Linked DNA regions of Homo sapiens: region 2 is linked to region 1. A link is a loop called in an ENCODE intact Hi-C map of the cell type or tissue named here. Cell type or tissue: PC-3. All regions are shown on one strand. Each heading gives the region's core, and the rest is flanking DNA. Links, peaks and the distances in the headings are about the cores only.

The links. Hi-C counts contacts between places; a loop is a spot of excess contacts. Peaks named below come from ENCODE experiments on the same cell type or tissue, not always from the same donor. Only the 100,000 strongest peaks of a DNase experiment are listed, where the experiment ranks them.
Region 2: a loop joins it to region 1, with 3 times the contacts of the local background. A loop is called at or near these places in 2 of 110 quality-filtered maps.

The regions. Positions count from the first base shown.
Region 1 is chr6:128,654,687-128,657,618 of GRCh38, forward strand. The region is part of intron 1 of LOC105377998 (a long non-coding RNA gene); the gene reads left to right. Among named protein-coding and RNA genes, the nearest start is that of PTPRK, 140 kb to the left of the region's middle. RefSeq lists an enhancer at 850-2,049. In PC-3, for the core only: no CTCF peak of the experiment used is centred there; a DNase peak (open chromatin) is centred at 1,575; H3K27ac peaks cover 1,542 bases.
Region 2 is chr6:128,724,537-128,727,468 of GRCh38, forward strand. No RefSeq gene overlaps it. Among named protein-coding and RNA genes, the nearest start is that of LAMA2, 160 kb to the right of the region's middle. In PC-3, for the core only: a CTCF peak has its summit at 1,279 (motif pointing right); no DNase peak of the experiment used is centred there.

The sequences.
Region 1 (2,932 bases), core at 121-2,620:
AGCAATTTATATATCTTTCTATGTGATGCATCAGTTCAACTCTCTGTCCATTTAAAATTTGATTGTTTTTCTTATTATTTAGTTGTAAGAGGTCTTTATATATTCTGGAAACTAATCCTTTGTCAGAAATTTGTACTGTAAATGTTTACTCCCAGACTTTATCTTGCCTTTTTATTTTTGTCAAAGTGTCTTTCAAAGGGCAGTCATTTTTAATCTTGATGGAGTACAAGCATCAGTTTTTCTTTTACGTTCATGCTTTCTACATAGTATGTAAAAATAACACAAAAAACAATATAAACAGTATAGCAAGGTCACAAATATTTTCTACTATATTTTATTCTAGAAGTTTTACAGTTTTAACTTTCACACTTAGGGCTATGATTTAAGTTAATTTTTATGTATGATTTGAATTAAGCATTAAAGCTTATTTTTACTTTGCTATTTTTATCTCTGGTTTGAGTTAGGTCTTCTTCATATCATCCATGTTTCTATTTAAAATGCTTAATATTTCCTCTATTAAGCTTAACTATCCTAACTTAACTTAACTATCCTAACTTAACTTAACTATCCTAAATATTTAGGCAGCCAACATTGGGCCACATAAAACAAATTCTTAGAGACCTATAAAGAGACTTAGATAACCACACAATAATTGTGGGAGACTTAACACCTTACTGACAGTGTTAGACACATCATTAAGGCAGAAAACTAACATAGATATCTGGGACCTATTGGTTCTTGAACACCTGGATAGAGTTGTAATAACTGTTTTAATGTCTTTGTTTATATGTTCTATCATCTTCATAATTTCTGGGTCAGTTTTGATTTAATTTTTTCTCTTCGTTATGAGTCTTATTTTCCTGCTTTTTTATGTTTGTATGGCAGACTTTGTGAAATTTACCTCATTGAGTGATGGATATTTTTGTATTACTATAAATGTTGTTGAGCTTTGTTCTGGGACATAGTTAAGTTACTCGGAAACAGATGGGTTCTTTCAGGTCTTGAATTTAATCTTTGTTAGGTGGGATTAGAGCAGCTAATTTTGTCACGCTACTGAAGAAAAGCCATTATGCATATACTACTCAATGCCCCATTTTCCACTCTGACTAGTGGGTAGAGAAACTATTCTTGGCCCTGTGAAAACTCTGTAAATTTTCTCCTCTAATCCTTTTGGGTTGTTCTTTTTCCATCCTCAGAGAGTTTCCTCACAGAAATACCCTGATTAATACTCAGCCAAAGCCTTGAGGGAAGGGAGATCCTGTGAAGATTTCTGAATCTCTGTGTAACTTTCCCCTCTGGTACTCTGACCAGCAAAATGTAGCTTTCTCCAAAGAGACCTGAGCAGTTTGTCAGGGATTAGAGTATACTGGCTCCTGAGTGGTGTTAGCCAGGGAAATGAAATGTTTTGTGGTGATGTCAATCAATTTTAAGGCATCATTTCCTCATTGTCAGACATATCTCTCACATAGGCAAGGAAGCTCATGTCAGCTGACTAGACATCCTCTCTCCAGGACAATGGTGGAGATTCCCTGTGAATCTAGCCCTCTTGGTCTCCGTTTCCTTTTGTTGCATGCCAACATACCCCTGCTTGATAAACCCTCTTTCTTTTGTGGTAAGTTTGTAGCTCTCTCAGTCCCAGTGACATTACAATCTTTGCTAATTAGTCATCTCACTTGGGGTTTCCAAAACTCTTTATTCACAAATACTGATAGTCCTATGAGTCATTCTTATATATGAGTAATTCAGTAATTTTGTGTTGATTTTTACCAGTTTTATCTCAAAGATCAATTTCATTGTAAATGTTGTGACTATAATTACTGTGAATTAAGAATTTTTGAACATATTCCTATTTAAAAAAAAATCTTTGCTAGGACCATCTATCTTATTTGTATGAGCTCCTTTATAATCTAGATTTTTGGGTATTATTTATTTGTTAATATCTTCTAGTTTGACCTTGCCCTTATTTTGGTTCTATTTCATTGTCCATAGAATTAAAATAATTTTTTTTGTGGTGGATTGGTCGGTGAGGGGAGGCAGTGGCAGACAGGGTCTTGCTCTTTTGCCCAGGGTGGAGTGCAGTGGCTCAATCATAGCTTTGTAACATCAAACTCCTGGGACTCCATACATGCACTATGACTGGCTAATTAAAAAAATTATTTTGTAGCAGTGGAATCTTGCTATGTTGCCCAGGCTGGAACAGAATTAAAATTCTAATATAGTAAAAAGTATAAAATCTTTACATTTATTGTTTCTTCTCTTTAATGTATACGAATGAATTAATATTTAATCTAGAGACCTGAAAAGCATTAAATTCCATTTTCTGGTAGATTTTTGAATATATATTTTATTTTTGTAGACATATTAGAGTGTTGTTCCGTCTCTCATATTTTTCTCCTTCCTGACTACTCCTCTCATCACTTGGCTAATCCATAGCAGCATGGGGGTGGGTCCATAATAGCCCTGTTGGCACAATCTGATTCTTCCTCTTTGATGATGGTTTATTTTAATCCAGTGACCATCTGAATCAAGATGGCCTAATTAGCATTATTTTCCTGGGACTTTAAATCTGGGCTGTAAAATTTAAATTGAAAACAAGGAGAGTCACTTGAATGAATAAGATGTAATCTTAGGACACTGTAGAAGAGATATCTTAGTTATGATATCACTGGGGTGTTCAGAGAAAGAGGTGAATAAATGAACTTAATGCTCAGTAAGAAGCAGAAGTGAGAGGAGGAAGGGAATTTCCTGGGATTTTTATGTCTTCTGCTTCCTAGTTCCAGTGTTTCTCTAAAACCAGCCTGCATTTCTGTTCTTGGTCATTAATAAAATGTACTTATATCTTTATAATAAATTCTCTCTTTCACTTACTTTAGCTAAATTTAGTTTATAGTACTTCTAATTCAGGAGTTTTAACTAATAAAGAATTCAAGTT
Region 2 (2,932 bases), core at 269-2,768, 70 kb after region 1:
TAAAGTCAGAGGATATAGGAGAAAAATAAATAGAAAAATCTACTTGCAACCAAATTCAGGGACTTTGGAGGGTTTAAATGACTAACACAAAATGTTTGCTGGTAGAACTGGCACTTAGAAAGCATAAGATACCAACTGTAAAGATCTCACCAAGCAAAAGGCTCTCTTTTCATGGAAGCAGTAGAACAGTGAGAAAATAAATTCAAATCCTAAGAACTAACCGTGTTGTATGGATGATGGATGATGTGTCTTCAGTTATTGTTAATATAAAATTTCTATTGTCCTTTTAAATTCCACCTACCATATTAAATTGGCAGTTTCATCGCCATATTCCAATTCCTTCTCATGCTTAATTCCCTCATCATTCTGTACTGTTTCTTCTCATGTCCGTACAAGTACAAGGAAGTGGCAGAGCTGTCCTCAGCACAAACTTTGCCTAAGCGTCTCTTATGCCACTTTGGCACCTGAGACTCAAAAGGGGAGCATGAAACGTCTAATTTTTGCTTAGCTCTGTGCTGGTGCCAAGCCAGCTCCAGTCAAGAGATTTAGTAAATAATGGCAATAAAACTTATTAAGAAAGAATGTCAGGGCTTTCCTACATACTGTATATTTTTTTTCTCCAGGAAGAATTTCCCTTCAAATGTAAGATTTCCCTGTCCTAGCATGTGCGCTTTTTGCCAAAATCTCCTCTTGTTGAGTGACAATGAGTTCAAATGATGCAGTAAGTCACTTTTGACCTCTCATTTCATTCATTTTGTCACAAGTGACAGGTGTTTAAGCTGAACTATTTTCCTGCTTCTGCAGGACTAATGACCTTGAGCTTGTGAAGGTAAATTTTTTGAGGCAAAAACTAGTAAGGAAGTAAATGATTCTCTCAAGATTTCCTTACTAAATACTTCACAGAAGTCTAATGCTGCGGCTTAAGTATGAATTGTCATCTTCAGTACAATGTGGAGTTAATATTTAGCCTTTATTTTTTTTCCTTGACTAGTTTTCTCTTTGCTCACTCAAGCAAATCTTGTGCCTTTTCCTTTTATGTTATTCATTTTTGATTTGTACACTTTTCATCAGTGAAGGGGAGTTTCTGTGGGAGGAATTGTTGTCATTTGAAAGATTCTCTTAAAGCATTTGAATGATATCTTAAATAATAGCGATTTATGTGTCTAAAGGCAATTAAGGTAAATAAATTCAGTATTTTGACTTTTTAAAATAATGCATGTTATTGAATTCTTCCCCACATTGTTGAAACTTTGCATGAATTTGGTTTCTAAAGGCCAACGCTAGGGGTCACCCTTCCTTATTTTAAAGTTTTAGTCATTGTCCAGAACCCACTGACAGCCCATTAATCTCCAAAGAAAGTAAGGAATTTTGTAAAGAAAAGCAAAAGACTTTGGCTCTAAGAGTGCTAGTAATGTTGCTTTTTGTCCTTGCCCTGTCCTGAAGCCCAAATTTGTAACAAAATTTTATGAATGAGGAAATGATGTTGAGCTTTTGGGGGGCAAAAATATTCTGAGAATAAAAATTTATTCAGCTTGAGGTAGGACTAAAAAAAATAAGCATTTTAGAGTATTATTTATAGGGTATTATTTGAAACCATTAAATTTAAAAATGCATTTTTAATTTAATAACCTGTATTATAGATATGATACTGAGTTTACTTAAGAAAATAGTACAAATGTCTTCATAAAATGAAATGGGAGGACTTAATGATTATGCATATCAGACTATGGGCTTATAAAAGTTAGCTGAGAATGAAATTTTAGATAAAAAGTGTATGCTGAAATATATAATGTTTGTTCATGCTTTTTTGTTTGGCGTGTGTGTGAGTGTCTGGTTGAAAGAATATTTCCATGTATAATGATGCAAAGAATTTGCATAGTAGAAATCACTAGTTCATAGATTTGCTCTGCAGTTGTTTTGAAGGTAAGTTTAATAATTTTGTCAGGAAGCTGGTGTCTCACTCTGTCCCTATTTCTTCTTAGCTGGATTATTTCACACATAATATGGCTCTAAAAGAGATCACAATTCTCTCCAACAGTCTTGAACTGTTTTTGCTTTCATTTAAAAACAGTTACCTCTGCCCTTATACTTTTTCCTTGTTTTGAAAGTGTTCCCATTGATCTTTTATTTCATTCATCCAGATTATAAAGATAATAATCTCAGTTATGAAATGTTTATTTGCTAAGCACAGAGGCTTCGCATCTTCATTTTCGAGGTGAAGAAACTGAGGCACAGTAATGTAAATGGAATGCCAGAAGCAGGATCTGAACTGAGGCTGCCAGACACCAGAATATATGAATACATTCCTAAACTTTAGGTTGTGCCGAATTGGCTACCCAACCACAAAACTGCATATCAGTTACACAGCACACATGCATAAGTGCCCCCAAAGCACCTAAACATGAGGTGGGAAATGCACAATTACCAGGAATTTTCTGAAGATACTGATGTAATTTCAAATGAATGATTCTAACAGTGGCATTTTGGACACAGTAGTGGGATCAGTAGAGTGCCTATCTGAAAAAAGTGGGGATCACACAACATCCTCAATTTTCCCACAAAGGAAGCACATCAACTAGCAGAGCCAGCAGCCTTTGTAGCAACAACTGGGTAACTCACTCCTTGGGGACAGTGATGTTTGAGTGTGTTGGGAAGACAGGGAATGGTTAAACAGGATATAATGACATTTAATTGGTTCTTTAGGCAGGATCCCCCCCATCTATAGCTTTCCCCAAATTCAGAGGAACAACAAATTTCTCCTTCCTCTGTGCGCCTTGGCAATTTGTATATATGTTATTACTGTAATTTTCTCATTACCTCATAATTATGTCTTTGGTTTCCTGCACCTAATCTATACACTCACAGAAGTTGAGACTGTCTTGTTCCTTGTGGCATCACCAACATATATCACAGTGTCAAACATATGAGAAAC